Regions from separate parts of the Homo sapiens genome. Here region 2 is linked to region 1. The links are chromatin loops, found by intact Hi-C in ENCODE. Cell type or tissue: dorsolateral prefrontal cortex. All regions are shown on one strand. Links, peaks and the distances in the headings refer to the core of each region. The heading gives the core; the rest is flanking DNA. Region 1 overlaps LOC107987083 (a long non-coding RNA gene). Region 2 overlaps PSAT1 (phosphoserine aminotransferase 1).

Region 1 (16,333 bases), core at 5,843-10,842:
ACCAATAAAGCCCTTTATTTATTTAAAAATGAACTAAAGTAACTTGGAAAGTATTACTTTTGCTCTTAACCACTCTTCATAGCTACCAAGCAGCAGCTCTATTTACACTGAATCCTGGAAGTATGAAATGATCCTGTTTATACCCACAAAATATTCTTGTGCAAAGTGTGCAAACGATTAGGGTCCAGCGCTCAGGCCTCGTCCGGGAGCCACTGCATGATGGGCTCAAATCAATACACATTACAGCATCCTCAAGGGTCTTTGGCAAAAGCCTATAAATTACTTTGCTGAAGGCATTTGTTAATTGAACAGCAGACCCTGAGTGGCAGGAACAATGCAATTGTGAGCTGGGAAAAGCCCCTCCGAAAATCAACAGATGCAAGCGAACCAGTCTCAACGGTGAGGGCTGATTATGATGTGGCTTCTATTTTGGACAATAACCTCTGTTTATGATAGCCTCCCGGTCATTAAAAATCTCTGCTGTAAGAGAAAACTGAGGCCAGGCGCAGTGGCTCACGCCTGTAATCCCAGCACTTTGGGAGGCCGAGGCAGGCGGATCACGAGCTCAGGAGATCGAGAGCATCATGGTTAATACGGTGAAACCCTGTCTCTGCTAAAAAAAAAAAAAAAAAAAAAAAAAAAAAAAAAAAAAAAAAATTAGCCAGTCGTGGTGGCGGGCGCCTGTAGTCCCAGCTACTTGGGAGGCTGAGGCAGGAGAATGGCATGAACCCGGGAGGCGGAGCTTGTAGTAAGCCAAGATCACGCCATTGCACTCCAGCCTGGGAGACAGAGCAAAAAAAAAAGAAAAAAAGAAAACTGAGCTATTAACTTCTTCAGAAAAAAACAGGGGGAAGAGTGGTCATTTCTTTTATAAGCAGAAGGGAAGGTGCTGCTCAATAAAGATCAATTAAACATCTCTGTTAAAAGGCTGCTTGGGAGCGGGTGCCAATAGAAACTCCTCCATATTAAGCCCATGTTCCTACATTCCTCCAGCCTTCCCCATCTCTGTTATTTTGCTCTGGGGAAAATTTTAAGGGGACACTGGCTATTGTAATTATATAAGGTGACAGTGGCTCTCACGTCTATGGCTGAATGATCTTTGATGTTGAATGACTTCTCATGCATTCAGTAAGGGCATCCCCAGACAACAACAGGCAAATCAAATGCTTTTCTGGACTCAACTGAACATCAGCCATCTTCATGAGAGAGTTAAAAAAAAAAAAAAGCAGCCAGGTGCTGTGGCTCATGCCTGTAATCCCAGCACTTTGGGAGGCTGAGGCGGGTGGATCATGAGGTCAGGAGATCGAGACCATCCTGGCTAACACGGTGAAACCCTGTCTCTACTAAAAAATACAAAAAATTAGCCGGGTGTGGTGGCGGGCTCCTGTCGTCCCAGCTACTCGGGAGGCTGAGGCGGAAGAATGGCATGAACCCAGGAGGCGGAGCTTGCAAAGAGCTGAGATCGTGCCACTGCACTCCAGCCTGGGCGACAGAGCGAGACTCTGTCTCAAAAAACAAACAAACAAACAAACAAACAAAAAAACCCAGAAAAAACACAATAATAGGTACCCCAAAAGATTACATGGTGGTCAGAGCTACTAAATCCTGGGATGCAGGAGTAGCTTGAGGGGCCCTGGGTGGTTCATTGTGTAAAGAGCATAGTTCAAAGCTCCCTGTAATCCCCACCATTTTCCACTTGAAGCTTCATCGTAGTCCTTTAAAATACTGTATGTTTCTATTATGTTTATACTGTGTCCTTATCATGTAAGCTGGAACTCTTGTTCAGAATTAACTGCCCTGTTTTCTGAGCTCTGGTACAGTCTTCTTATATTTCAATTATCATACTTCCTAAAAGTTAATTTTTCAAATATCTGTATCTTGTCCAAGATGTAAACTCCTTTTTTATCTTTTCATACTCTCTCATCCATTCATCCCGAGATTTGGTTTGAGTCTTTGCATATCACAAGTGTATTGAAATAAGCTTGCAAGTATCACAGTCTGCATCTTGACAGTCACATTCGTAAGAGGAGGGCTTGCACTCCGGCTGGAGTTACGTGAGAATCCACGTCCAACGAATGAATATGGCTTTAAGGGGGACACTTCCATTTTCGCTTAAAACCAGAAATTGTTGAACTTAATTATCACCAGCAGTAATTCAGACATCAAAGCTCTAGGCCTCTCTGTATTAGTTTTCCGTTGCTATGTATCAGAAATGTAGCAGTTTACTGCAATAAAAATTTATGAGCTCACAATTTTTATAGGTCAGAAGAATAGGCATGGTGTGGCTGAATTTTCTGCTGTGCTCCGTGACTCACTGGGCTGATGTCAAGGTATTGGCCAGGGCTCTGGATCTCATCTGGGGCTTGGAATCTTCTTCCAAGCTCAGTAGCTGTTGGCAGAACTCATTTCCTTATGGTTGCAGGACTAGAAGCCGTTTCTTGCTGGCTGTCAGCTGGGGTGCTCTCAGTTCCTAGAAGCCACCCACCTTCCTTGCCCCACAGACCCCTTCATCTCTAAGCCAGCAATGGACACTCTCCCCTCTACTTTGGCCCCTCCTTCCACTGTGATTCTCTCTGACTGGCCTGTCTCTGACCCCTAACTCAGGTTTCAAGGGCTCCGTTGATTCCATCAAGCCTATGAGGATAATTGCTCTACCTTAAGGTCAACTGATTTGGGACCTTAATTACATCTGTAAAATCCTTTCAGAGTAGCACCTAAATCAGTGTGGTTAAATAATTTGAAGAAGTGTGTCTACACCGGGATATGCCAATCTTGGAGGCCATCTTAGAATTCTGCCTAACACATTCACCAATATGACAAGTTGCAAGCTTTGCTTACCTGTCTGTGCTGGACCTACCAAGTCTTCTCCCTGTGTCTTGTAGTTATGTAGACAGAGGAGATCAGCAACCTCCATCTGACATTAAAAGTGCTGCTTCTTGAAGAGGGAGGGAAGATATAGCTCTGACTTTATCCTTCAACATGAGTGATGTTTCATGGCGTTTGGAAGATGCCCTTGTAAGTCAGTTGCCTGTTAAGACACAACCTTAGTGAGTTGACCACTAGTGAGCATTAAAGGCTTTTTAAAAATGGTATTATGGGCCGGGCGTGGTGGCTCATGCCTGTAATCCTAGCACTTTGGGAGGCCGAGGCGGACAGATCACCTGAAGTCGGGAGTTTGAAACTAGCCCAGCTAACGTGGTGAAACCCCTCCTCTACTAAATATATATATATATGTATATAAAATTAGCCAGGCATGGTTGCGGGCGCCTATAATCCCAGCTACTTGGGAGGCTGAGACAGGAGAATCGCTTGAACCCGGGAGGCAAAGGTTGCAGTGAGCTGAGATTGTACCACTGCACTCCAGCCTGGGCAACAAGAGCAAAACTCTGTCTCAAAAAAAAAATGGTATTAAAAAGGTATTATGAATGGTCTAAGATAGGGGTCAGCAAACTACAGCCAGCCACCTGGTGTTTTTTTTTTTTTTTTTTTTTTAGACGGAGTCTTGCCTCACTCTGTCACCAGGCTGGTGTGCAGTGTGACCTCGGCTCACTGCAGCCTCTGACTCCCTGGTTCAAGCGATTCTCCTGCCTCAGCCTCCTGAGTAGCTGGGATTACAGGCGTGTGCCACCACACTCAGCTAATTTTTGTACTTTTAGTAGAGACGAAGTTTCACCATGTTAGCCAGGATGGTCTCAATCTCCTGACCTCGTGATCCGCCTGCCTCGGCCTCCCAAAGTGTTGGGATTACAGGCGTGAGCCACTGCGCCTGGGAGCCACCTGTTTTTATAAGTAAAATATTGGATAACAATCATGCCTATTCATTTGCAAATGATCTCTGGCTGCTCGTGTGGCACTACTACCAGGTTGAGTACTGAACTCAACTCTCTGACAACAGAAAAATACTCTCTAGCCCTTTACGCTGGTGACTCGTGGTCTAAGACCATTCCCACAGTTGCCTGATGATAAGTATCACCTGGATCATTTGTTAACAAGACAATTTCTGGGCCCAGTGTAGACCCACTGATTCAGAATCTCTGGGGCGAGGGAGAGGGGTGGGGGTGGGAAGCTGTGCTGAGCAAGCTTCGCAGGTGATTCTCATCACCACGGAAGGAGTGGTCTCAGGTGTGCCTTCCTGCCAGGTGAGGGAGAGCCTTTAAAAGAGGAGTAGAGCTCCTCTACTCCTCTTTTAAAAAGAGCACAGACTTTTTTTTTTTTTTTTTTTTCTCTTCTCCTTCTCACTGTCTGGGTCTGCTTCTCAGCACTGCCTTGTGAACGATCACCATCTCAGGTAAGTTACATTTAATCCTCGGTTTATTTACCTCAGAAATGAGGATAATGATGTTTAATTGTTAGCATGCACATATATGCAGAGGGCCTAATACAAGGTCAGTGCTTAATATTGGCAACCCTCAGTAAGAGGAGAAGCACAGTATACACATCAGATGATCCGAAGGCAGCAACCACTCATGGATAAGATGAGCCAGGCTAAGTCTTTACAACAATACTCCACGGTGCATAAGCAGCTCTGTCAAAAAGAAAAACTTCCTATAAAGCAATCTTATTACAGAGTGCTTCCAGGACAGCAGAAAGCCCCTTAGAAACTCAAAATTCCCTGCAGACCACTGAATATTGCAAGAGGTCATAACTGATTAGGATATAACTGAGTTTGCAAAGGAATACTTAATTTTGTGATTGAGAACCCTGGTACTTAGCAGGAAACCTTTTCTTCCCCCCTATTTCTGAGGTTAATGCTTTTAGAAATCACTGCCTGATGAGATCATGCAAATTCAGCCATCTGTATAGCTGTTGAAAGAAAGTTTTTAGATAAATTGCTATGCCTTTGCCACATAAATCCTCATAAGATACAGGACTCCAATAATACTTCAAGTTACAAGGGAGTTTCATATTTTACTAAAAGGGGGAAAAATCAATCTTGAATCTCTTAGTCCAGTGACCAAAGAATCACTTCATTGATTTTGTTCAGCTACTCAGGTGGGTGTACAATTTATCCTGATCTGATCTTATCTGATTTAAAGTTTACTTTTTCTGGGAAGTATTAATTTGAGTGTTATATGGATAGTACTGTAATACCAGACCCTCTTTACGGCCACTTTGCACAGCTTATATAAACATCCCAGGATAGAGTTTCGTTTTAATGTTTTCTCAAATTTAGAATTTGTGTTGGCTGCAAGTTATTCCCCTTTTCAACAGAAGAGGGAGGCAGAGGCTTGTCTAATAACTAAATAAATAAAATACAATAAAAAATAGTGTACCTAAGAACCAGGCTAGAGGGAAAGGGATCTGTACTCTTTTTAGGGAATCAGGTAAACAAGAACAGGATGAATTCTGCCAAGCATGATTTAGATTTTAAGAAAAAAAAATTGGAAATTGAGTGTTTTGCTGATTTAATATTTCAATTTCAGTTTCTAAAAAAGTACCAGCTGGTATTATGCTCACTGCCTGGGCAACAAGATCATTAGAAGCCCAAACCTCAGTCTCATGCAATATACCCACATAACAAACCTGCACATGTACCCCATGAATCTAAACTAAAAACCGAAATATGTAGTGTGAATCCTATTTAGTGAAAAGCAAAACATAGACGATAACACACTGATAAATTAACAGCAATTATTTCTGTGTAGTATTTTTGGTTAAGTATTTTCTATATAATTTTCAATAGTTTCCAAATCTATGAGAATAAGCATGTATTCTTTTACAACCAAAATAAACTCTGCAGAGGGCAGGGGGAGGGATATTCACTTTTATGAAATGCAATGTTGGGATCTTGCTAATACCCTAAAACATAGCGGGATGGACACAGGGTACTTCAGGGTCTGATAACTCCCTAAGCAAACTGCTGGGCAGCAGGCCACCTGGCTGACTCTGGGCTAGCTGCTACAGTATTTCTTTGCTGTCATTCCAGGGGAAAAGCTAGAGATGCTGACCGCAATTAGCTGCATGAGTTCCTGCTGGGATTGTCTGACTCTAGGAGATTCTCTTAGACTAATGTCTCCTGGGCAGATGCCCCACCCCAACTCCCAAAGAGTTCCTGTGGTTCACACCTGGTGCCATTCAGCCGCCAGGCCCTGCTTAGTAAGCCCCCTAGAAAGGCTGCAGTTAATTAAAAATTCAGAGGGGCTGCGCCTACCTAGCCTACCTAGTGAGGCAGCCGTTGGGGCTAGAACTTTATCACCTGTGGGCTTCTGTATCCTATAGTTTCCAAGGGGAGGGTGGGGAGGGAAGATGCAGGTCCTTATTTGATGGGAGAGGTGAATATTTGGGTTTTGGGCTTGTTTCACTTCAGAGATTCACCCATTCAGACACATAAGAGAATATAAGTTTTATTTTTTATGTTTTGTCCCTGGCATCAGAAAACTCTAGGAGATAGAGGCATTGGAGTCAGCTGAACTGGGCTGAGTTTGATGCCACTTGCCAGCAGTGTGACCTTGGGATTTCTGGTCTTTCATCTGTAGAATGGAAATTATAATACCAGTCTTGTCATCCTCAGAGATTATTGTGAATAGCCAGTGAAATATGCGTATGAAAGTGTTTTTGAAATGACAAAGTACTGTGTATAATGTGTGTAGGGGATGGTGTCCCAGATTGAAGTTAAATGAGATCCAGGACTGTGATAGGTCACAAGAAGAGGGGAGGCAGGGCCAGGACTACCATGGAGCAAGCAGGGTGGCCAGGGTGCAAAATTTGAGGAGGCACTTCCTTACAGGGGTGGTCATATGCCTCCTCTGAGTGGGCAAGACCCTGAGAGTGAGGGTCTTGTTAAATTTATCTCACCCACCCTACTCCTGGTCCTGAGTGTAAGTAAAATCTGTGCCTATTAAAATTACAAATGCAATATATGTTCATTGTAGCAAAGCCCACTATACCTAATTTTGCAGAGGTGTGATCACTTGGGCAGTATCTTAGGCCGCCCTCCTTGCATTTTTTTGTTTTGTTTTGTTTTGAGACTGAGTCTTTCTCTGTCGCCCAGGCTGGAGTGCAGTGGCGCAATCTCGGCTCACTGCAACCTTTGCCGTCCGGATTCAAGCGATTCTCCTGCCTCAGCCTCCTAAGTAGCTGGGATCAGCGGCATGCACCACCATGCCCCGCAAATTTTGTATTTTTAGTAGGAATGGGGTTTCATTCACGATGTTGGTCAGGCTGATATTGAACTCTTGACCTCAGATGATCAACCCACCTCAGCCTCCCAAAGTGCTGAGATTACAGGCATGAGCCACCACGCCCAGCCTTCCTTGCATTTTTTATCCATTTGCAATGTTAAGCTAGGCTTCTTGCTCTCACTTAATGGGCAGCACAGAAACATGCAAAAGAAACACAAATCTGATCACAAGACCTCTGTGGGTGTTCTAGATCTTTGTTATAGATTTACTTGCGGACTCTGAAAGGATCACACGGTGCATGACACAGCAAAATTTACTTAAACCCTACTTTACCCAGCTTTCTCTTCCCTGGGCCGAGTCTTGTGGCAGTTGCTCCAAGATCTCCATTTCCTCTCCTTGTAAACGCTCTTAGGTACCTCTTTTTCTCTACCTCCTAGCTAGACGCTACCCTTCATCCACTAGCTCCTCTTTCATGTTGTTACGTGTAAAACCATCTGGCCAGTCCAGGACTCTAACACTTGTTATTATTATCTCCCAAATCACTTCTTGAGGGATCCAAGTGGTAAGGAAACACTTCTCTTTAGGGATGGGGAAGAAAGGAGAAAGGTTGTCAATACTTCGGTAGGTTTTGTTCTGGACATGAACACGTAGCTATGTATATCTACCTCACCGATTTTTAAAAATGGGGCCACACTAGGCCAGGTGCAGTGGCTCATGCCTGTAATCCCAGCACTTTGGGAGCCCGAGGCGGGCAGATCACCTGAGGTCGGGAGTTCGAGACCAGCCTGGTCAACATGGGGTAACCCCGTCTCTACTAAAAATACACAAATTATCTGGGCATGGTGGTGCGTGCCTGTAATCCCAGCTACTTGGGAGGCTGAGGCAGGAGAATCACTGGAACCTGGGAGGCGGAGGTTGCAGGGAGCTGAGATTTCACCACTGCAGTCCAGCCTGGGTGACAGAGTGAGGCTGCGTCTCAAAAAAAAAAAAAAAAAAAAAAAAATTGGGCCACACGAAACCTAATGTCTTCTGATTTGCTTGTTCCATTTAACAATGCATCTTAGAGATCTTCTGTAGCAATATTTACAAGCCAACCTCATTGTTCTTAACAGCTGCCTATATTCTGGAGTTATTTTAACCATTTCTGTACCAGGAGATGTTTCTGTTGTTTCTTGTTTTTCACTCTTGCAAATAATCTGCAGTGAAAATCCTCCTACACTTTGTTTCCTTGCTCACTTAGTTTAATTTGCTAGGTGAAAGAGGATGCAAATTTTAACAGCAGATTATGGGAGGGGCGATTGGGAGCATAGCATGGGATTGATCTGTCCCTGGTATTTTTCTTCCTGACCCATCTCCACTGGATTCATGTTGAAAAACCGTTTTCATTTATGGCTGAGGGGTTGTAAGTAAAAACTGGGGGAGCTATTTTTCTAAAAAAAAAAAAAATCCTCAGTAATATATTGTAGCACAAATATTACTTGGGAGTAATAGCTCAGAAGAGGAATGAGGAGTTTCTGCCTATTACGCCAAGTAAACCATCCTGTAACTTTAGCCAAGCTGGGGTCCCAGGTCTGGGAGTGTGTGATGAAGTCGTGCAGACACAGCGCCACCCAGTGGCTGTCTGGTGAGGACGGGATTGTTTGCAGGGATGAGTGCAAAATCCCTGGGAACTCCTAGAGATGCCGGAGAGGGCATTTTACTGGAGGCTGAGGTCCTGCTTGAGCAGCAGGGAAGATTGGAGCCAGTGACATTTGGGTTATTGATGAAGTGACTTCATATGTAGCCATAGGCTTGTGCCTGAGGCAACTCAGGTTACTGTTGCTTTTGAATGCATTTGCATTTTATGTCTCACACAGTATCTACGTCTATTGGAACAAAATAGTGGCACTGTATGGGAGCGAGTTCTTCCTTGCTCTCTAGGCAGTGCTTATATGACTTCAGAGACCTCTGCCATAACTCTGTGGTCCATAAATTGGGAACGACTGAGATGGGATATTGAAAAGCTGAGTGCAAATGAAATCATTAACTCAATGTCAGGGGGAGCATGCTTTTGAAAGGAATCCTACAGTGAATTCTCATCATGCTGAAGGAACTCCCTGTCGCTCATACTCAAGATCCTAGAATGCCTCCCCGATGTAACAAATCAACTTCACAGGCAGCTTGTTATCCTTTCTTCCACTTGAAGGTCCCACCCTATAAGAGCTCTATTTCCTACAGCTCTGGATTAGGACAGGTGCGGTCTGTCATTGCTATCGGGCCAACTCTATGCTTATTTCTGCTTCTCTTAGTTTCTGTTTTTCTACCTCTGTGAAATGCCGCCTGTGACCCTTTAGTAACTCAAAGCCTACCATATTTCCATGCCCTTGTTAAAGTCCTTCTTAAGGCTCCCAGAAGTCCTCTCAGCCAACTTGGTCCGAAGTGACCTTTCCTTCTGCAAACTCCTCATTCTTTGACCTTTGGTATCATAAGTTTGGCATGTTACTTGTCTTCTCAGCTAGACTCTAAATTCTCTGAAGTCAGTGATGTTTAATGTCATCATAGCTCCTTGAAGCAAGGTGCTAGACACAAAAGAGTGAAATAGTATTTAACTTATTGTGTAACAAAGAATAGCAAACCTGAGTGATTTTTCTGGTAAACTTGGCTCTTCATCTATTGGATCTGCTGCAAGTACATTTTAAAAATCTTTATTGTCTCTCTCTTTAATCCACCCATTCATTCATATATACGAAGTGCTATTTACATGCCAGGCACATCCCTATTTGGCAGAGAGTGGAGAAAAAACCTTGATATTTTTATAACTGTGACAAATGGGCAGCCTGTGCTCTGTGGACAGGGAGGGCCCTGACGACCCACCAGCAGTGGCTTTGAAGATGTCTGTTTCTCCAGTTGCGTTTGTCCTCTATGTTCTTACCTGTGCCCTGTAGATCTGCGTTAAATGCTTGTAAGAGGCTGGACAAAGCTATGGGGCATGGACTTTCACTACTTTCACTTTCAATGGAGATGTGTTCCTGTGAAAAGCTTGCCCATCGCTGTAGAAAATCGAGCCAGTTGCTCATAAAAGCTGAGCTAGTCTGCCTGGAAGAGGGATTGAAAACCCAGACCACCTTGATTGTGTGTCTATATTCTCGCCCTAGAGCACTGCTTGGGAAGTATCTGTTGAACGAGTGGTGTTCATACTTCTATTGGTGGCGACCATGCTTACTCCGCTTTTGGTTGACTTTTTCTACGTGAACAATATTTTGCTAGCCTCTGGGTTAAGAGTAGTTATTTAATGCACACAGACCAATAGGCAACCGCTAAATGGTAGAAGTTTAGGGGATGTACTATCTTGGGAGGATTTATACCAATTACTCAACTGCCTGAATACCAAGTTCCTTCCTATTAGCTTTATAATAAGATAAACTAGTTCTCACATTTATCCCAAGAAGACAGGCTTATCCATATCATCTATATTTTAGCAGGCAGTACCAAACTTCAAGCCTCCAACACATTTTAAATCTTGCCATGTTGTATATTTTAAGTATCATTAAAAAGCCACTTTCTTACTTTAAAAATATGTGTGCAATATATTTTATGAAACCTATAGCAAGTCTATGAAAAATTGATTATTTTTTCCATAGGGATATGTTCAAATGATTTTCATTCTGCTCACCAAATGAAAAATCTAGCTCACATTATGTCCTTTATCTTATTTACTCCCTCTCCTGTGTATATAATCACCATGTTCCCAAACAAAGAGAAATGGGTTACTGTGTTTGGGTAGCCAAATAATTTCCTGTATTGGGCAAAGGAGTTGATGCAGATCTAAACTAGGAAGCATGCATTTCCCTTTCAGATGCCTTATTTTCCTATTCTGTACCCTCTTCCGGCCAACTCTACGTGGGCTGGGTCAGAGTATGCGATGGGGGTGCTGTAGTGAGTGGCAGGCAACTGTGGCTGCTGGTGGAGCGAACACATGATGGAAACATCAGTCACTGCAGGACTCCAGGAAGATGCAAGGAGCTTCACAGACAAAGATAAGAATTGTTCTGTGCTTTAGTCAGGATTATTTCTTAAAAACGTGTGCCAGGGCACAGTGGCTCATGCCTGTAATCCCAGCACTTTGGAAAGCCGGGGCAGGCAGATTGCTTGAGGCCAGGAGTTTGAGACCCGCATGGGCAACATGGTGAAACCCCAACTCTACTAAAATTACAAAAATTAGTGCGGTGATGCCCTGTAATCCCAGCTACTTGGGAGGCTGAGGCAGGAGAATCGCTTGAACCTGGGAGGCAGGTTGCAGTGAGCCGAGTTTGCACCATTGCACTCCAGCCTGGGCAACAAAATGAGACTCTGTGTTCCCATTTACCTTCTGTGGTGCTCCTTCCTACAGGCTGATCATGGCTGAGGTTGTCTTCCCTAGTATCCACTTTCTCCCTGTTCCTTGGGGTCAGAACCATGGCAGGAGGTATCACCAACAGCTCCTCTGTACCTGAGTCTCTTCCCAACTGTTCCCCACCAACTCTTCCATCCGAGAGTCCCGGGTACTTGTAAAACCCTCAGGACAGACAGAGGGTAGGGGAATTGGGCAGCTTGTCAGAGTGACAGTGAGATGAAGATCAAGTCTCACCCATAGCTAAGGTAGGAATCAAAAGAGCCTTTGGAGCTGGGGTACCAGTTGAGTGCACCACCTTTGTTTCACAAATGAGGATGAGACAGGCAATGAACAGAGGCTCAAGAGACAGTTGTGATAATTTCTGAGTACAGGGGAATAGGAGAGTCTAGGGAAATGGGATTTAGCAGGCAACGGGAGCAGGAAATTGGACATCGTGATGTCTGGCGTGCCAGTGCCTGACCCAGTAAGCCGAAGAGTGGAGTCAGATGTGACTGGAGTGGAGGATTCAGGGGGTCACTTAAGCTGGGGCCACATTGTGGAAGATCTCAAGAACCATGATGGGGAGTTATAAATGATCTATGCATGGAGGGGCCCCGCGGGTTTTTGAGATTGAGATTTTTGAAGGCATGATCTGATCTGAGGCTTTGGAATCACCATAAAAAGAATTTAGAGGTTGTCCTGTGTTGTGGTTTTAAACGTGTACTCTGAGGAACCGCCTTAGGGGCTGCTCTTGTGGAGGTGGTGAAAGGATCTGGGAAAAGCCAAGAGGCTAGGATCTTGGGCCCCTGCTTGCGCTAAATCAGGCAGCCCTGCCCCTGTTTTTCTTATCGAGCTGCCAGGTAAAATTTCTTCTTTTTCTTGTGATAAAGAACATAGAAGGTAAAATTTACCATCTTAACCACTTTTAGTTGTACAGTTCAGTAAAGCATATTCACATTGCTGTGAAACAGATCTCTAGAACTATTCCACTTGCAAAACAAACTCTATACCCTTTGAATAACCACTCCCCGTTCGACCCTTCCATCCCAAACCCCTGGTAAACCACCTTCCTCTTTTGTGTTTTTATGAATTTGGTCGGTCATGTAAGATTTATTTTGAAAAACAGTGCTAGAGCTGAGATGGTTGGAAAGCCATTGATCGATCATCCTACCCCGCTTTCTCCTGGCTTTGACAAAGAGAAGGCTGAGGTCCCGGAAGCCAAAGTGGCCACCTTGTGATGAAGACGTCATGCACACAGATACTTAAACCAGGGTGCCAGGAATCTAGGTTCTGTGTCTACAGTTTTGTAGACTAGGTTCTGCTGCTGTGTGTGTGATAGTCGTCAAGCAGCCGATTTAACTTGGTGCCTCGGTTTTCTTATCTGTTAAAGGATGTGACAGTAACAGCATCTCCCTGATAGACTTGTTGTGAGGATTAAGCCAGGTAATGTAAATAAAGCACTTTCAACCGGGCCTGGCACTTATATAAGTGTTTGCTGTTATTAAGTGACTTCCTGGCACAGCATGGCTCCTTATGAAGAAAGCTGTTCCTATGGACCTATAACCAGTGCCTGTGCTGCATGCTCTGTCTCCTGAGTCTTTCACCTAACACTGAATAGATGGCTTTGACTCAACCTGCCTGCCTTCTACATAGCCCTGTTTCTCATCTGGGGCATGCCACTGATGTCAAAGGATGCTCCATCAAGACCTTAATTTTCAAGGGGAAAGTGGTAGAGGACACATCACATAGCACAGGAGGAATGGACATCCTGTGACATTAATCTGAAAAGTAGTTATGGAACGCTTTAGATAAGGCAGTGGCTTAGGTGCTGAGGATACTGAATGAACAGACCAGGCAAAAGTCCCACTGTCATAGAGCCTGCATTCTAGCAGGGCAAAGCTTTGCAATGCAGACCTTTCAATAAATGAAATGCTTTTCTTGGACTCGTATGCCCCAGGAAGATGAAAAGTTTGCATAAAAATGCTCAGATTTGGAAATGGAACACTTTAGACTTATTGCTATAGTGCCTCTGAAAAGTGGTTTGTAAAAATAGATACTAAAAATGATGCAGACATACTGGTGCTCTTAGGTTGAGACAATTTTTCAGGTACAAAGTTTCCAAATCGATTTATCTCAAGTTCTGATTCAAGGGTTGTGTATATAGTACAGTTTGTCATCTTTAGAACTTGGTGAGGACAGCATTAGGCTTGTTTTACTTGTGCTTCAATCAGATGTCAGGAGGAATGTGGGATTCCACCTGCCGATGCCTCTCCGGGGCTTCATCCTTTCCTCCTCAATATGAGCAGATGACATTCAGATACCCAGCAGCAGAAGCAGAGACGGTGTGGGGACTAGTTTTGTTGGGGAAGAAAATAGGAATTGCCATTAGACTAGGATGAACTGAAGCTCACCTGTCACAGGGTGGGGACTATTCTGTGAGGAAAGAAAGAAAAGAATGGTCACACAGAGCACTCAGCTGCTTGTGAGTCCCCTATGCCATGTGCACTGCAGCCATTGCTATAAAGCACAGCACTTCCTTCCTTGGATCCTACAAATGCTTCATTTGTAGACACTTCCCAACACCGTGCTTCCAGGTGCCACTGCCAGTCAAGGCTGGTGGGTGATGTGCATCTCATGGACCATCAGGAGCTACTGGTGGCCATTAAAGTCATTAGACACATGGGAGCTATGACTCAGAGACCCATACAGCCTATCATTACCCCCACTTCTTTCTCATGAAGTCTCCCCTATTTTGTTGAGGTAGGGGTGGAGATCCCTTGACCTTAGGGAATAAGGGCTCTTTTTCAGCCCTAGGGGATGGCTTAGGGAGGTCTAGGCCAGTTGTAGTAGTCCCATTTCCTTTTGCCAGCCTTTTGTGCAGCTCTAAGTGGCTACATGACACTGGCTGCTGAGTCCCTTGGCAGTTTCTGGGAAAGACTTCTTTTTCTGTTTCTTTTTTTTTTTATTATTATTTTGAGACAGGGTCTCACTCTATCACACAGGCAGGAGTGCAGTGGTGTGATCTCAGTTCACTGTGCAACCTGCATCTCCCGGGCTTAAAGAATCCTCTCACCTCAGCCTTCTGAGTAGCTGAGACTACATATGTGTGCCACCATACCAGGCTAATTTTTGTATTTTTAGTAGAGACGGGGTTTTTGCCATGTTACCCAGGCTGGTCTCAAACTCCTGAGCACCTCCTTGCCTTGGCATCCCAAAGTGCTGGGATTACAGGTGTGAGCAACCATATCCAGCTGACTTTTTAATTTCTCAGATAAAAAGGCATAAAAGTTATTTTTTGAGGAGAAAGCTTTTTGCCCACCCTTTTCTTCTAGTGTAGCACACTGTTACAATGATACAATGCCCGGAGCAGTAGCAGCCGGTTTGCAAACCTGAGTTATCAAAAAAAGAAAATTGGACAGAAGCTAGTTGGATCCCTGAGACTAGATTATCACTGCATCTGGGCTGCTTTCTCCCAGATTTCCTGTTACATGAGACAATTGGGGATGTCTTTGTCATGCCAGTCAGGCTCTCTGTCACTGGAGACTGAGAGGATTCTAAAACTGATAGAGCAATTTTAGTCCTTGTCTTTTTTTTTTTTTTTGAGATGGGTTCCCACTCTGTCACTGAGGCAGCAGTGCAGTGGTACCATCATAGCTCACTGTAGCCTCAACCTCCTGGGCTCAAGTGATCCTCCTGCCTCAGCTTCCCAAGTAGCTGGGACCATAGACGTGCAACCATGCCTGGCTATGTTTTACAATTACTTTTTTTTTTTTTTTTCTGTAGAGATAGGGTTTCACTATGTTGCCCGGGCTGGTTTCAAACTCCTGGCCGATCCTCCTGTCTCAGCCTCCCAAAATGCTGGAATTACAGGCATGAGCCACCACTTCTGGCCAGTCTTTGTCTTTGAGGTGGGATGCCCACATAGCATATGGGTTTCCATAATGGTGGCTACTATGTAACCAAGAGACTATGTAGCCTAATGTCCCAAATTGCTATGATTCTGACTTGGGCTCATCAAACTTTAGTTTTGGAGGGAAAAGAAACCATCAGAGAACATCGAATCCTGGGTTTCCCAAGGTGGATTCTGTTGAATTACAGACATAAAAGATACTTGCACCCAAAAGCGTTCCACAGCCAAGTAGGTTTGAGAACACTTCCTACCACATCCCCTTCTCAGAAGAGACTAGGTTCTGTGTCTACAGTTTTGTCTATTCTTCCACAGCCCATGCTCAGGACCTCCTCCTTTCTTGTTTGGACCTGCGCTGTAGCCTTACTTCTGGCATTGCTGCATCCCTTTATTCCCTATGCTCTTTGACTACTAATCTCTCTCGTTGCCTTCATTCACTCACAGCTGAGCACTTGGTAGGTGCTATGCACCGTTGCAGTTGCTGGAGACATGACAAAAAACAAAACAGGAGATATCCACCCTCATGGAGCTTACATTTCAGTCAAGACAGGTACGCATGGCCAGATGCCATGGCTCATGCCTATAATCCCGGCACTTCGGGAGGATGAGGTGGATGGATCTCCTGAGCCCAGGAATTCAAGACCAGCCTTGGCAACATGGAGAAACCCTATCTCTACAAAAAAAAATACAAAATTAGCCAGATGTGGTGGTGTATGCCTGTAGTCCCAGCTAGGAGGCCGAGGCATGAGGATCACTTGGGCCTGAGAGGTTGAGGCTGTAGTAAGCCATGGATGCACAACTGCACTGCAACCTGGGCAAGACCCTGTCAAAAAAAACAAAACAAAAAAAAACAAAAAACAAAAAACAACTATGTAGTAAAGAACTACAAAGAAAAACATGTAGTATATTAGAGAATAAGAATTTGGAGAAAAATCAACCAGGGAAAAGAGAGGA
Region 2 (16,333 bases), core at 4,271-9,270, 51 kb before region 1:
CCACAGAGTCTAATGACCATAGGCCCTGGGAACTTTGATTTAATTGTGCTGGATAAAACTGCCTTCAAATCGTTGCTCCGTAGCCCTGAGTGATGAACTAGAGTGGAATAAAGAACACACTGCTGTTCTCTTTAACCCTTCAGTAGAACACACTAACCCCAATTAGTGCATAGAGAAAAAGATCCCTAAACTTCCCTTCTGACTGCACAAAATATTTTTTACTTACCATGACTAACTGAATACACAAGCATACGTTTGTTTTAGCTGCAGTATGAGGTGAAGTAACTAATAAAAATACAAAACAAATAGACCATTAATCTTAGGCCACCTGTTAAAAGAATGAGAACAGGCCAGGCGCAGTGGCTCATGTCTGTAATCCCAGCACTTTGGGAGGTCGAGGCAGGTGGATCACCTGAGGTCGGGAGTTCGAGACCACCCTGACCAACATGGACAAACCCCGTCTCTACTAAAAATACAAAAATTAGCCAGGCATGGTGGCACATGCCTGTAATCCAAGCTACTCGGGAGGCTGAAGCAGGAGAATCACTTGAATCCAGGGGGCAGAAGTTGCAGTGAGCCAAGATTGTGCCATTGCACTCCAGCCTGGGCAATAAGAGCAAAACTCCATCTCAAAAATAATAATAATAATAAATAAATAAAAGAATGGGAGCATGCAAATTAAGTTTGTGGGCCTGTTTGGAAGGCTTCACTGGTCCCAGACTACCTTCTCCCAGTGGGATGGGGATGCCTGGAATCCTGGAATTCACAGAGGGGTGTGTAGTGGAGCCAGTTTTGGGAGCTTTCCTCTGGGAAAAGTGCTCAACTCAGTGGCTACATTCACCGATTCCTGAGAAAACTGTGCCATAACATCAACTTCAGAACCTCATCTGCAGAGCTGGAGTCTTAGAACAGCCAGGGAGAGTTTTCCAGGGGACTTTCTGGTGTCCTTTTCTAAGCCCTGGTGCACAGGGACTATTTTGTATTGCTTTAAAAAATTTATAACAGTGATATACTCTTAGGCTGGGTGTGGTGGCTCACGCCTGTAATCCCAGCACTTCAGGAGGCCAAGGCGGGCAGATCACCTGAGGTCAGGAGTTCGAGACCAGCCTGGCCAACATGGTGAAACCCTGTCTCTACTAAAAATACAAAAATTACCCGGGCGTAGTGGCGTGCACCTGTAATCCCAGCTACTCTGGAAGCTGAGGCGGGAGATCACTTGAACCTGGGAGGCGGAAGTTGCAGTGAGCTGAGATCGTGCCACTGCACTCCAGCCGGGGTGACAGCAAAACTCTGCCTCAAAAAACAAACAAAGAAACAAAGAAACAAACAGTAACATACTCTTAGCAAAGACTTGCAGGTGGGCAGAGTCACCAGGGTAGCCACTGTTCACTGCTTGCTTTGTATCCTAACAGACTCTTAACTGGGCATATGCAAATATACAGAGTCATATATTTAATCATGCAAATGGAACTTGAACTTTACCATACAAATTGTTCTGTGAATTCTATTTTTCCACTCCACAATATACCATGGGCATTCTGCTATGTCAGCTCAAATGCCTATTTTTATTTTTTACTTTTAAATTTTATTTTTGTTAGAGACAGGGTCTTGCTCTGTTGTGCAGGCTGGAGTGCAGCAGTGTGATGATAGCTCTCAGAAACCGCAAACTCGTAGGCTCAAGTGATCCTCCCACCTCAGCCTCCTAAGTAGCTAGGACTACAGGCAAGTGCCACCATGCCTGGCTACATTAAAAAAAAAATTTATGGCGACAGGGTCTCAATATGTTGTCCAGGCTGGTCTCAAACTCCTGGCCTCAAGCTGTCCTCCCACACTGGCCGTCCAAAGTGTTGGGATTACAGGCATGAGCCACCACACCTGGCCCTTTTTTGTTTTAAAATATATATGGTGTCCTGTAGAATGGACATACCTCGATTTATTTAATCATTTAATAGGCAGAGTTAGGAACCCTATCCTGTGTGTTTGCAGGTGGCATTTTAGAAATGAAGGCATAAGTCTTAAAAATGTCACACTGGTAGTGGGAAGAATTGAGACCACTCTATAAGCTGTGTAAGCGTTTTAGAGCCCTTGTGTTTTCAAGATTTTAGACGGTATGGGAGTTGAAACATGAGTTAATAAAGAACTGGAAGCCACGAGGGTCCTGTGTTAAGTAGAGCCACAGGGGCTAGACATCAGTGCTCTGCAGAGGGCTGGGTGGGAGGGGAGGCAGGACCTCCTATCCTGTGTTAAGTAGAGTCACAGGGGCTAGACATCAGTGCTCTGCAGAGGGCTGGGTGGGAGGGGAGGCAGGACCTCTTATCCTGTGTTAAGTAGAGCCACAGGGGCTAGACATCAGTGCTCTGCAGAGGGCTGGGTGGGAGGGGAGGCAGGACCTCCTATCTTGTGTTAAGTAGAGTCACAGGGGCTAGACATCAGTGCTCTGCAGAGGGCTGGGTGGGAGGGGAGGCAGGACCTCCTATCCCAGGGATGTCTTCAGTCTTCAGGACAGCTTGCTTGCTTCTGAGTTGTCTGCCTCTTGTTTAGGCTTCATAGAGCCAAGTTATGGGTGCTGGCTCCAGGCAGCCCCTAAAAGTGGGTGAGCTTTCTGCTGGCCTTGCCTCCTCAGATCCCATTAAGAAAGCCAGAGATCATGGGCGGCGAGTGTGAGCACAGCAGTCAGCTAGGGGTTCAGGCGTCGGTACTGAGGTCTGGCTAGGACGGTGGACCTGACATGGGCCTTGCTGCACTTTGGATTTAGACAAACCAAATCCACAGTGCAGCAAGGGCCCATGTCAGCTTTGAAACCCTGGGCTAACACAGAGCTTCAGGCAAAAGGGAAGCTTGGTCACCTGGAAGTATTGTTGGTGACCTGGGCTCTGCTTGGATTCAATCACATGGCAGGGTGTGTTTCTGTGGTTCTGTGTGGAGGTGGGGGGTGAACAGGCTGCAGGTGTGGGAGAGGAGCAGTTGGAAGTGAAGTGGGAATTGCAGAGCATCTGATGAACAGAGGGCTGGGCAGCCTCGTGTCTGGAATGCACACCCACGTGCATGTGTGCTGTGTGCTGGACTTGGCCACTGTCACTGGTGTGTGGTGATAGCTCTGCAGTCCCACTCGCAGGGGAGCTAGTGGCTGGAGCCCTGCAGCCCCTGGCAAAGCAGAGGGCCTGCATACTTGTGGGAAGAGCTTGCATTCTTGGAGTCAGACAGGCTAGAGTTGGAGTCCTGGCTTTAAGCTGCTTGCCAGATGACTTGAGGCAAAGTTAACCTCTCTGAGCCTCAGTTTCCTCATCTGGAAAATGGGATGACGGTGGCTCTAACCCGAGGATTATTGTGATCAATAAAGATAGGCTGAGGCCACAGTAGACTTCAGGAAGTACTCATTCCCTTCTCTTACTTTCTCTCTTCTGTCTCTTTTGTCCCTCTGACTTCTTGGACGTTAGCCAGAGAGCTACCGCTGAGGCTGTGGATATTCTCAGGGGCTGTTTCCTCTTCCTCCCTGCCTTCCCTTTCTGCCAGCAGCCACTCTTGCTCTTTCTTCCCAGTGCTGTCTGGGGAGGTAGGCTGGGGAAGCTTCAGGAGAGGTTGTTGGATGTTTGTGGCTGCTGGCTGCTCCCTGCCTAAGGCCCCTCTGGGCAGCCCGGTGTTGGCTTTTGCCAACATGAGCTGGCATGAGCCACTGCACCCAGGCCTTGGGTCCCACTTGAGACAGTGAATGAGCCAGTTGGTATAGGGGGCTTCCCTGTGACAAGCTGCTGGCTGTTAGAGCATTTTCCAGACCCCATAATGTCCCCTCCTGTTAATAAAGGAGGAAGCAGCTGGGTATCCCCACCCTAGATCTTAGCTGAGCATTGACTCCCAGTAAATTTTTGCACAATTCCCATAGGGGATCTTTGATTCACACCTCTGGAGAGGGCATAGTTGGCAGCTGACCTCCAGACTCCCAGCTCAAGGGAGATGGTGTCTTCCCTGGGCGACCTCTCCTCCTGTGCCCTGAGCTTTTACTGAGTACACGTGGAGCCTTTAGCACCTTCTTAAGGAGAGGGGTTTTCAGACTGGGGAAAACCATGCACCGCTCCTCAGTGTTTCATATTTTCAGCTTAAGTTTGAAGGGACTACTGACTGCCATTTGTGTGGCCCACCTGCCACGTGCCAGGCCCTGTGCTAAGCGTTGGTCTGGCAGGAAGAAGTTGAAATACTTGGTTCAGAAAGGGATGGTCCTGAGCTGCGGGAAGGGCCCAGGTGCAGCTGGACTTCCTGGAACCAGGGACACAAATCCTCCTCCATCTGCTCTCCACTTCTGATCCTGGCTTCTCTCAGCGGGAATGTTGGCTTCATTTTCAGATGGGCCTTCTTCAGATGTTTCCTAGAAACATGATCCCCTAGGGCTCTCATCTCCTGTCTCACAGTTGCACTAATATTCTGCCGCTTTTTCTGCTCTCCCCACTCTTTCTCCCCACACCCAATTCAGAAAATCTCAGGGAAGGCCCTGATTGGCCCAGTTAGGTCCTATGCCGAACTCTGAGACCAGGGAGCCAAGGGGCCTTGCTGGACCTGCATACTGGCTGGAGGGTGGAGTTGGGAAGAGCAGGGTGGATAAAATGCCAGGTGTCCACCACAGGTAGGTGGATCTCCCGGTTCCAGATGGGAAAACCGAGGTGACTAATTCTGGGTAGTCTGTTAGTGAGTGGCTGCCCTACAATGGGAGTCAGGACTGGGAGGGGGAGCCCGTCCTTTTAACCCCTCGGCCACAGTGCTCTCTGCTGGCTGGAAGGCACTGTGCTAAGGATGTGGGTAGAAAAGATGAACAGCGTGGGCTTCTAGCCTTCCAAGACCACAGAGGCCAAACAACAGGCACACAGAAACTTAAAAGAGCAAGTGGAAAAAAACTATGCAGGTAATATGGGCAAGGCGCTCTGGGAGTTCAGGAAGTGAAGAGCTCGCTCTGGGTAGGGGTGGGATTGGGGTCTGCTGATGCCTTCTGGTGGAGATAAGGAAGTGTGTTCTGGCTCTCAAGAAGAGTTTACATTAGGGCTTAAGCTGGACAAGGAGGGACTGATATGATGTTTAGTGAAAAATCTGATTAAACCTTTTTCTGAATGGCCCTCAGGGATCTAGAATTGGGTTGACCCTAGTCCTTGCTTGATGACATGCTCTTGTTCACATGGGCCCTGCTTTTGTCTTGTGTATTTTCTTTCTTTATTTTTTTTGGAGACAGGATCTCGCTCTGTCACCCAGGCTAGAGTGCATTGGTGTGATCATAGCTCACTGCAGCCTCGAACCCCTGGGCTCAAGCATTCCTCCCTGCTCTGCCTCCCAAGTAGCTGGGACTATAGGCACATGCTATCACACCCAACTAATTTTTCAATTTTTATGGAGACGGGTCTTGCTATGTTGCCTAGGCTGCTTTCCAACTCCTGGCTTCAAGCGATCCTTCGGCCTCGGCCTTCCAAAGTGTTGGGATTACGGGCGTGAGCCACTGCATTTGACTATCTTGTCTATTTCAAATAATGTGTTTAAGTCTGTTTTAATGCACCTTCAACAGCAGTTTGCTTGAATATAGTTCTACTTTTGCAAAGATGAGCTAAACGGATTTTTTAAAAATCTTCATTTTAGCATCTACGTCATGGGCTTGGTTCTGGAGTGGATTAAAAACAATGGAGGTGCCGCGGCCATGGAGAAGCTTAGCTCCATCAAATCTCAAACAATTTATGAGATTATTGATAATTCTCAAGGATTCTACGTGTAAGTCAATGGATTTTATCTCCTATTTTGCCTCTTGTGAATTTAAAACTGTGTATATACTGTGTACCTTTGAAAAGTGGACATATTCACCTTTCTCTGAGACATTAAAATACTGGTGAGTGTGTGTGGTCCTGGGCCCCATGAGCAGGGGAGTGGGTGGTGAGTTCTTCCCTCCTGTACCTCACCCTGGGGCTCTCAGGCTTTGGGACCTGTGTCCCAGTGGGTGGTGATGTTTCTCACACCAAAGACATCGCCCTGGGGAAGAATCTCAGTTCACTCCCTGGGGTAGGTCCCGTCTACTCCCTCCTTTGTATATCTTCTGGGAAAAAAACAAATGTACTTTCTGAAATGTGTCAATTTAAGGACTCCTGTTAGCGATCTTTGGGACAAATACTCCTGTCCTCCTCTTCTGCGTTATTTCCCTTTTTAAGAAAATTCACTCCTTTCCTTATTATAAGACAGATGCTGTTATCCCAGAGTCTGTGAATGGAATTGGCTTTGGCATGGGCTGACTCCAGTTTAAATATTCCCATGAACAAATGATTAATGAGTATGTCTTAACCACTGCCCCTGCACCTGGGAATTCTGCAGAAAATGTCTGGGTCTTGTATTAGTTTCCTGGGGCTGGTGTAACAAAGTACTACAGACTTAGTGGCTCAAAACATCAGAAAACTGATTCTCACTCTTCTGGGGCCAGAAGTTCAAAATCAAAATGTCAGCAGGGTTTTGGTCCCTCCAGAGAGCCATGCCTTGCCTCCTTTAGATTCTAGTGGCTCAGGGTGGTCCTTGATTTGTGGCTGCATCACTCCAGCCTCCACATCTGTCTTCACATGGCCTTCTTTCTGCCGTGTCTTCCCTTCTGTCTCTTAAAAAGAGAGGTCTTTGGATTTAGGGCCTGTCCAGATAATCCAGGATCATCTCATCTCGAGATCCTTCACATAATGACATCTGCAAAGTCCTTTTTTTCCAAATAGGTCATATTCACAGATTCTGGGGGTTAGGACATGCGCATACCTTTTCAGGGTCACCATTCAATCCACAACAATAGGCCCTTCACCAAAATGCCAGATGGGAAGCACCTAGTGCGGTGCCTTGGATGCAGAGAAGTGTAACAGGTGGTATCTTCATTTGCTTTTCCCTTTCCCTTAAGGTGGTTACAGGTATACAAAGACCAGACTTCCTGCTGTGTACATGTATGTGCGCCTACACATATACATAAATGCTTAAACTCACCAAACTGAGAACCCCCTTCTTAGTGGCCATTGCTCTTTGGGGTTCAGTCTATAGTAACAAAAATATCTGCTTGATGGTAAGTTGGAAATTTGCCCTCTCTCAGATAATTCAGTGGCCACATGGGACCGACAAAACGATGCCTCTGTCCTAACTTAGGATTGTACTTTTTAGCCAAGACTTAACTAACACATCTCCATAACCACCCATGGGCGGGCAGTGCTGGTGTACTTTTTGGATGGCATGCTGCTGTCACCTTTGTTCTTGCAATGCTTGTTGCCTGTTTCTGTGAGCTCTTGACATGCAGTGGCCCTCCTCCAGCTGCAAGCCCAGGGGGAGTTAGGCTTGGCGGGATGCCTTGGCCTTTGGGCTCCTTTCCCAGGCACCATCTCAGGGAAGGGGTACACACTCTGCATTACTGCCTGTTCTCTGGTTCTGTGCAACAGAGAAGCAAGTGCAGGCTGGGGGCTCAGTGCTGGGGAAGCTTCCACACTAGACCTTGATGTGTGAGTTTGGAGGCCAGGATACCCTGCCTGTGCTCACTGAAGCCATTTAAAGTGCACGATCAGCAGTAGGTATCCAAAGATTTCATAGCCAAGGGCTAAAGAATGTGGCATGAGCCTGGAAAAGGGGGATACTCTTTGGTTGGAGTGAAGAGAGGGCTTTTGCATGAGCTTATTATGAGCCCTGGTCATGAGTGGAATTAGGCAGAGAAGAGGGCAGAAGTACTTTTAGAAAGGTTAGAATCATCCCCGCAAAGGCACTGAGGGAAGAGTGTACAGTGTGTTTGGGGAGCAGAACATGGGCTGCTTGAAGGGCATGGTTTATGCTGGGATTGGGAAGAAGGTCCGTGGAAGTGTGTGAGGGCGTGTTTAGTCCACCTATTTATTCATTCATTCATCTACTCACCCACCCATCCACCCACCTACCCATCTATCCATCCACTCATTCACTCATTCATTCATTCATCCATCTGTCTACCCATTCATCTATACATTCATCCACTCATCCACTCATCCATCCACCATTGACCCACCCATCCATCTATTCATCTACCACCTGCCTACCTATCCATCCATCTACCCACTCACTCATCCATCTATCCATCCATTACCCACCCATCCTTCCACCCACCTATTCACCCATCTACCCATTCACCCATCCACCCATCTATCCACCCGCCCATTCATTCACCCATCCACTCATCCAGACATCCATCTGTCCACCCATTCATCCATCCATCCATTCATCCATCCACTCACCTACCCATCCACTCATCCATCAATCTTCCATCCATCCATCTATCCATCCATCCATCCATCCATCTGCCCACCCATCCATCCATTCACCCACCCATCCACACACCCACCTATCTATCCATCTACCTACACACCCACCCATCCATCTATCCATCCATCACCCACCCATCTATTCATTCACCCTTCCACCTATCTACCCATCTATCTATCCATCCATCCATCCATCCACTCATTCATCCACCCGCCCACCCACTCATCTGTCCATTCACCCTTCCACCTATCCGCCCATCTATCTACCCACTTGTCCATCCATCCATCCATCCACTCATCCATTCTCCCACCCACCCATCCACCCACCCACCCATCCATCTATCCATCTGTCCATCCATCCAACCGTCCATCCATCCATAAAATGGCTCCTGAGGACCTGCTCTGTACACTAGCCTTGTTCTAGGCTCCTGGAAGACCGAGAAGAATAAATCATCTTCCCTGGCTCCCTAAAAAGTGCTGAGAACCTGAATGTGAGTAAAAGCACTTGGTGGGTATAGTGGACGGGAGACCAATTTTTCTATTAGCTTTTAGCTCTATACATTTCTCAGGAGATGTGTAGACATGATGTTAGAGGACAGAAAGAACGGTGATACCACTGGGAAAAAAATTAAGGGCATCAGGAACAAAATAAGAAAGCATAGAAGGAATTCTGGGACTCTCCTGAATCCCCCCCCGCCACGCCTAGGTCCTTTAACTCCAAGCACTAAACCTGGGCCTCTCCCAGAAGGCAGCCTGCCAAACTAATGTGGCAGGCAGGTCATCTCCTGGGCAGGTCATCTCCTGGGGAATCTGGTCATCCTTCACACCCAGAGCTCTTCACTCATTTCTGAACTGCCTTGACCCAGGACTTCCAGTCCTTTTAAGAATAAACCTCTTTCTAGGAACTCCCACCACCCCCTCAGTTGCCTGCCTGGAAAGCGTCATCCCAGGCACTTGGTGTTCTGTGGGACCTTGTTACTGGAGTAGAGAGGAGGCTGTACTCTGTCTCTCCTCTGTTTATAGCTGGAGACTCCCAGGCTGTGCCTGAACTCACTTAGATTTTCAGGAAATTCTTCTTTTCTTTGGAACTATGGAAATAGTTGAGCAACATGGCCCCATGGGAGGTGGCCACTTTTAAAGAGGAATACCTAGAATTAGAATTTGCAATTTACCACCACCTTTGCTCCTCATTTTTGTCTCTGAGAAGATGCACCCCCTCCCCACTTCCATGCCCCCTGACTCGTAAACCAGCTCCTTAACATAGTTCCAGGTTGTTTGCTGGGGGTTTCACCAGCCCTGCCAGTGACCTTGGCAGGGAATTCTGGGACTAGATAAGACAACCATCGAAGCCTCCAAGTTGATTCCATAGCCCAGTCACCCACACTGTGCTGACTGACCCCATGTTGAGCCCACGTGGGCCGTTTAGCACCTTGGGCTTAGAAGCCCCATTTTGCCACGGTGGTGCGTGTGACCTCGTGCAAATGACCTAACTGCTCTAAGCCACAGTTTTCTCATCTGTACAATGGAGGTAATGATACATACTTCTTAAAATTGTCAAGAGAATTAAAAGGAAATGCTTCTGAATCAAGAATATATAATATAAGGATTGAGAGCATTTTTACATTAAGGATTGAGGACTCTTGTGCTGGTTAATTTGTATAAAGTGCTAGAAACAGTGGTTGGCACACAGGAAGCATTCCTTGCATGTTAGCTCTTAATATCATTATTTGTGGTTATTGTTATATAAAGCAATTATGATATTCCTGACACACAGTGCTTATATAAGCTTATGTAATATAATTAATTATATAAGTATATAATATATATTAATTTTATTATATAAGGATGTCCAAGTGACAGATTCCATGTCTGGATCTGAGGTCACCTTTATCACCTTATGTGGGTACCAGGCCTTAGGAAAGAGAAGGAGGCACGTGATGGGTCTAGCGAAGACCCTAAAATAAAATGAAGCAGGCAGAGTCCTAGGCACCTTACACATGTGAATGCATTTTGTTGTCATCACAACCCTGTGAAGTAGACATTGAGCCTATGCAGCAGAAGCACAGATAGGACAAGGATGCAGCTGGAAAGTGGGACCAGCCAGGCTACGAACATGGGGGTGGAAGGCTCATTCCAGAACCTCTGCTGCTGTCTATGTCCAGGAGTGCAGAAGGCCTTAAACATACAACTCAAGCTATAAAGTAAAAGAATGACGTATTTAATTACATGAAAATTTTAAAATTTTATATGGCTTAAGACATCATAAACAGAATCAAAAATGACAGAATGAGAAAGATTTTGTAGTATATTAAACATAAAGGTTACTATCCTTAATTTAGGCAAGAACCCACAGATGAATGAAAAAGGATAAGGAAATAAAAGTGGGGGTGTGGTGGTTGCTAACAGTATGAGGAAACAACTCAGAAGAAATGCAAGCTGCCTCATAGACAAATGGAAAGATGCCACCTTCATTAGTTCCTTAGGAAATGCAGATTAAACCCATGAGATATGTTTTGCCTTTCATCTGCATACATTAAAAGGATTGATAACATCTGGTGCCAGCAAGGGCATGCACTTTTGGTGAGAGTATAAATCTGGACAAATTTGGAGCAAAGATTGCAGCGCTCATTATAATTCAAAACTTACATGGGCTTTGACCAAGGATTTTGATGTCTACAGATTTACCCTTCCCCAGCACTCTGCCTGGGTACAGTGGTGTGCACAAAATTAGGGACCAGCAAGTCCAATGTAAGATGTAATGGTGGAAATATGCAGTTGTGCCCATCAGTAGGGGTCTGATGAAAACAATGAGGATCTGTGGGTAATATGGAATGACTGCATTGAGAAGGATGAAGCGGGTCTCTTAGCAGACATGGGAAGATGACTGTGTTATGTCATCAGACCAAAAGGAGCAAGAGCAAGTGTAGGAAAAGACAAATCTATTAGTCTTTAAAAACTACAACAAGGCCAGGGACAGTGGCTGATGCTTGTAATCCTAGCACTTTGGGAGGCCAAGGTGGGAGAATTGTTTGACCCCAAGGAGTTTGAGACCAGCCTGGGCAACATAGTGAGACCTCGTCTCTACAAATAATAATAATAATAAAAAATTAGCCGGGTGTGGTGGTACATGCCTGTAGTGCCAGCTGCTTGGGAAGCTGAGGCGGGAGGATCGCTTGATCCCAGGAGGTCAAGGCTGCAGTAAGCTGAGATTGGACCACTGCACTCCAGCCTGGGTGACAGAGTGAGACCCTGTCTCAAACAAAAACAAAAACAAAACTACAAGAGTTATATATACATACATATTTACACATAGACACACATACATGTATACATGCATATGCACACAGACGTACATGTGTATATCTAAAATGATCTTCAGGAATGCACAGCAGACCATTAGGGTAGCCACCTCTTGTGGGAAGAGGGGTGGCAGATCTTCATATTTTTATTCTAGATTTTCATAATCATGTACAAATTTAAAATTAATTTTTTGTTGACAAAACCAGGCAGTAAGGAGAGGCCTACATAGGGTTGCATTTGGTAGGCTTCTCTTCACATACTCTTCTTTCTCATTCCCTGTGTATCTGACACATCCTTTCAGAGGGGCCTGACTGTGGAGTGATGTTTCTTCACTGCCTGCTCATCTCCTGTGACTTTCTTGCGTTCCCTTCTGAGCCTTACCACCTTCGTGGGATGGGTGTCCCTGGCTGAAGGTGTACCTCTGCCATGTTCCCCTCCTCCAGTACCTTGGAAAGTCCCGGTGTGTCCCTGAGCAGCGTGTCTCCGAGGGGACTGTCTGGAACTCTCATCCCCACAATAGGAAGGGTTTTTCAGTCATGGGGGAACACTGCGTTCCTGTCTGACCTCCTGGGGTTCCTCATTTACGTGGTCGGTGAGCTGTTGAGAGGCTTCAGGAAGTCAGGAGTGAGGAGGTCTGCCTAGCTCTGTGAATGCAGCTTTCCTAAGTTTCTCTGGCCATGGAACCACTTTCCCAGAATGCCTGTTGACATCTTCGTGCTCCACCAAGATGTTGGGAAGTGCGGCTCTTTCCCTGGTTCCCACTTGGACTTTCTCCTTAAATCTTTGCAGCCCTGGGATTTCCAGCTGGTTCCATGCCCATCCATAGCCCACATAGCCTCTCAGTCTGCCTTGGCCCCTTCTCCTACCTCGGCCCTCAACCCATTCAAACAACAGACCTGGTCACCTCTGAAATTTGGTGTTAACTCCAGGGATTGATTGCTCACTGGGGAGCAGGGGCTAGATCCAGCCCACAGTGGTGCTTGACGGGGTCACCCATGTTTAAAAACACAACTTGAGCCAATATTGGGCTCTTGGAAGATACTTAGAGATCTGGTTTCTTATTCCATAATCCATGTGCCTGTGAAAATGGGAAAAAGAAACTTTGACAGGGATAGCCATATGTTTCAGGAAAAAAAAAAGGGAGAGCCTCTTTTTCAGACTAGTCCTCCACGTTTAAAATGTGAGAGAGCTTGTTTGCACCTTCCACACCGGCCCGTCCTACTCATTTATGTGAGTGGTGCGGGGACATGCTGGCTTAGAGTTTGCCGCCCATGCTTGAAGCTCCTCGGTGCCGGCACCTTGGTACAGGCCCTAGTTCTTTTGACCTAGAAAGCTTTTTTTTTGTTTGTTTCCAGCCATTTCCTTTTTTTAATTTACAGTTTGCGTTCAGTGCAAACCCATAGCATGAGACATTACTATGAATCAAAATGTAAATACACAAACACAATATAGAATCCAAAACAGAGGTGCAGCTTTCAGGAATGAAGCAGAAGACAGGTTCATTCACATGCACAGTAGCTTCAGGGCTGTGTGATCTGGTTGTTCCCATGTAGCTTCCTAAAGATGGAAAAAAATGATTTTGGTCATCAAGACTACTGTGGCCATATTAGATACTGGAACCGTAGAAAGTTCTTCATAAGAGCTTTCCAGCAGGTCTGTGCGTTCCCAGTTTCTTCACCCCCCAGTCTCTCCTCTGTGTGCTGTAATTATTTTTCTAAAACACAGACCGCATTTTGTTGTGGATTACTCCTCATTGCTCAAGGATCCAGTCCAGTTCCCAGCAGGGCACTCCACAGCCCCGGCCCTGTAGGTCTTCCAGCCACCCCAGCCAGGAAGCCAGTGCTCCAGTTAAGTCAGCAGACTTGCCGGAAGCCTTTGTGCCTTTGCAGATGCAGCTGTCTGCCAGATGCCCTTTCTTCTCATCTGTTGGAACCATGCCTTGTCCCCTCCCCTGAAACCTGTCAACCTTGCCGCTGCTGAATTCCTTATCTGGCTTCTCTGCCTTTGCAGCCCTTGGCTGTTACAGCACTTCCTACGTATAATTGTGATTCCCTCCGGAGCCATCTCTCTGTAGATTGGAAGCAGTTAATTTCCCTTAATCTTTTTTTCTCCCCCCAGCCCCATACTAGAGACACTCTCCCATGGGTAGTGCATAAATATTTGTTGCATGACAATTTAGTCTTTAATTTCTCACTTTTATGACATTATTGCTTTGTGATATCTTCTACTTTCATGATAGGATGGGTAAATTGCAGGGAGAGGAACTGTAAATACGGATGCTTAATTCTTCCTGCTTTCAATTTTTTTCTGTTAAGTTAAATGTGCTTTTTGTTGCTCCACCTCTCTGATTGGAGCCTCACATTGGGAGCCTGAGGCAGTGGAATATCAAAAGAGGGTAGCCGTTGAATGTTTATTTTCAATGTCAGCCGTGAAACCTACCACTTCGAATAGTGGGGCCTGGAATTCAGGCTCAAAGTCTTTTCCCCATATTTGTTTCCCCCTTTGGCCTCTCTTTTGCTTGAAGCTGTGTACTAGACTCTCATTAACTTTAACAAGAATTACAGATGTGCCCTCAGGGGGCCTCTCACACTGCCTTTATTTGCTGTAATTTTAATGAATTCCACCCGTAGAAGTGTAAGAATAAAAGAGGATATACTTGAGCAAAGGGAAAGAGAGGGTTATTACACATTGTACCTTTTTTTAAAAAAATTGCAGAGTAATGTCAGCTATTCTTCCATTTGTCTCCTTTGGTTGCCAGTGAAAAATAATTTTGGCTGCTTATTTTCCAAAGCAGAAACTGAAGTCAAACACGAACCTTTCCTAGACAAAAATTCACTCATAATCATTTTTGAGAGTCGATATGTACCTTATGCAAAGTGCTGGGAATAAAAAGATGAATTTATTCCCATAAATATGTACACCTACTATGTACCCAGAAAAATTTAAAATAAAAATTTTTAAAAAGATAGATGTATTAACAGGTACTTATATAGCATTTAATATGTTGCAGACATAGTTTTAAATTGTGTCAGTTATTTGTTTCTGCATCATAGAACACCTTAAAACTTAAGTGACTGAAAACAACCACCATTCACTTGCTCGTAGTTTTTTGGGTCAGCAGGTTGGGCTGAGCTCAGCTAGGGGGTTCTTCTGCTGGTCTTGGGATGCCTCATTCTACTGAAGTCGTCATCTGGTTATTCATTTGGAGCCAGATGGTCTACAGTGGTTTCACATATCTGGCAGTTGGTGCTGGCTGTTGGCTGGGACACTTATCTCCAGCACTCTAGCTCAAACATGCTTAAGTGACAGCAATATATATATATATATATATATTTTTTTTTTTTTTTTTTGAGACAGAGTCTTGCTCTGTTGCCCAGGCTAGAGTGCTGTGGCACAATCTTGGCTCACTGCAATCTCCACCTCCCGAGTTCAAGCAATTCTCCTGCCTCAGCCTCCTGAGTAGCTGGGATTACAGGTGTGTGCCAGCACGCCCAGCTAATTTTTGTATTTTTTTTTTTCAGTCGAGATGGGGTTTCACCATGTTAATCAGGCTGATCTCAAACTCCTGACCTCGTGATCCACCTGCCTCGGCTTCCCAAAGTGCTGGGATTATAGGTGTGAGCCACCGCGCTTGGCCATGACAGCAATATTTTAAGAGAGCGGGAGGAGAGGCTGTAAGGTCTTTTGAGACCTAGGCTTGGAAGGTGCAAAGAGTCTGTTGTAAACTCTTGGCCAAAGCCAGTCAAAAGGCCAGCCCAGATTCAAAAGATGGAAAACTAGATTCCACCTCTTCTTATTTTTAAATGGGCCACAAAAATTCTCTATAAAGACTGACTTATTTAATGCTTACAACAACTTGAGGTGGTTGAGGTAGGTTCCTCTATTATTCCCACTGTTCAGATGAGGAAGGTGAGGCATAGCAGAGAGGTTAAGTAACTTGCTCAGGGTCACACAGCTTGGGGCAATACACCATGGTAAGTCCTTTGGAAGTTGCTGCTCATTATTTTTGCCTTACAGCCACTATAGGACCAACTTATTATTTCTCTGCAGCCTTGCAGAGAAAGAGGTCACTCACATTTGCCGTGCAGCTGCCATGTGTTGGAAGCTTCATATATGTAGTACCACTAAACCGTCACAACTAGTCTGAAATGGAGATATTATTATTCCCAGTATTCAGGTGAGGAAACTGAGGCTGATGGAAATTAAGTACAAGTCATACAAGGGGATGATAACCCACTGTTCCATATGCAAGAGTTTGTTTTCCCTAAGTAAACAATAAATGTGCTGGGGCAGATTTTTTGTTTTTTGTTTTTTAAAAAATCTTCTGCTTGCATCTAGGAAGTGTTAAGAAAAAAAAATCTGTTGATTTGTTTATGACAACCCATACATTTCAGAAAAGTAGCTGGAATAATAAACATGTTTTTCAGTTGTCCAGTGGAGCCCCAAAATAGAAGCAAGATGAATATTCCATTCCGCATTGGCAATGCCAAAGGAGATGATGCTTTAGAAAAAAGATTTCTTGATAAAGCTCTTGAACTCAATATGTTGTCCTTGAAAGGGCATAGGTGAGTACATCTGCAATGCACGAGCTTGGCAAAGAATTAGCTTAGTTTTTCAAATGCAGAATAAAACAAATCTATAGGAGCCTGCTTAGCTTGGAGTAGCAGTTATGTAATTTGTTGGGCCAACCCAGCTGTTATAAGGATGTGCCTTCTTCCTGTTGTTTATGGAACCCTTTGCATAATTCCCCAGCTGAGAGTATAATGGAGCTCCAT

What was found. Hi-C counts contacts between places; a loop is a spot of excess contacts. Peaks named below come from ENCODE experiments on the same cell type or tissue, not always from the same donor. Only the 100,000 strongest peaks of a DNase experiment are listed, where the experiment ranks them.
Region 2: a loop joins it to region 1, with 2.3 times the contacts of the local background. A loop is called at or near these places in 6 of 110 quality-filtered maps.

The regions. Positions count from the first base shown.
Region 1 is chr9:78,361,089-78,377,421 of GRCh38, forward strand. The region is part of intron 1 of LOC107987083 (a long non-coding RNA gene); the gene reads left to right. Among named protein-coding and RNA genes, the nearest start is that of PSAT1, 72 kb to the left of the region's middle. In dorsolateral prefrontal cortex, for the core only: CTCF peaks have their summits at 8,729 (motif pointing left) and 8,930; a DNase peak (open chromatin) is centred at 8,723; H3K4me3 peaks cover 733 bases.
Region 2 is chr9:78,312,066-78,328,398 of GRCh38, forward strand. It overlaps PSAT1 (phosphoserine aminotransferase 1), which reads left to right. Exons shown (of 9, transcript NM_058179.4): 7 at 5,611-5,739; 8 at 15,986-16,123. Among named protein-coding and RNA genes, the nearest start is that of PSAT1, 23 kb to the left of the region's middle. In dorsolateral prefrontal cortex, for the core only: no CTCF peak of the experiment used is centred there; a DNase peak (open chromatin) is centred at 7,296; H3K27ac peaks cover 1,784 bases.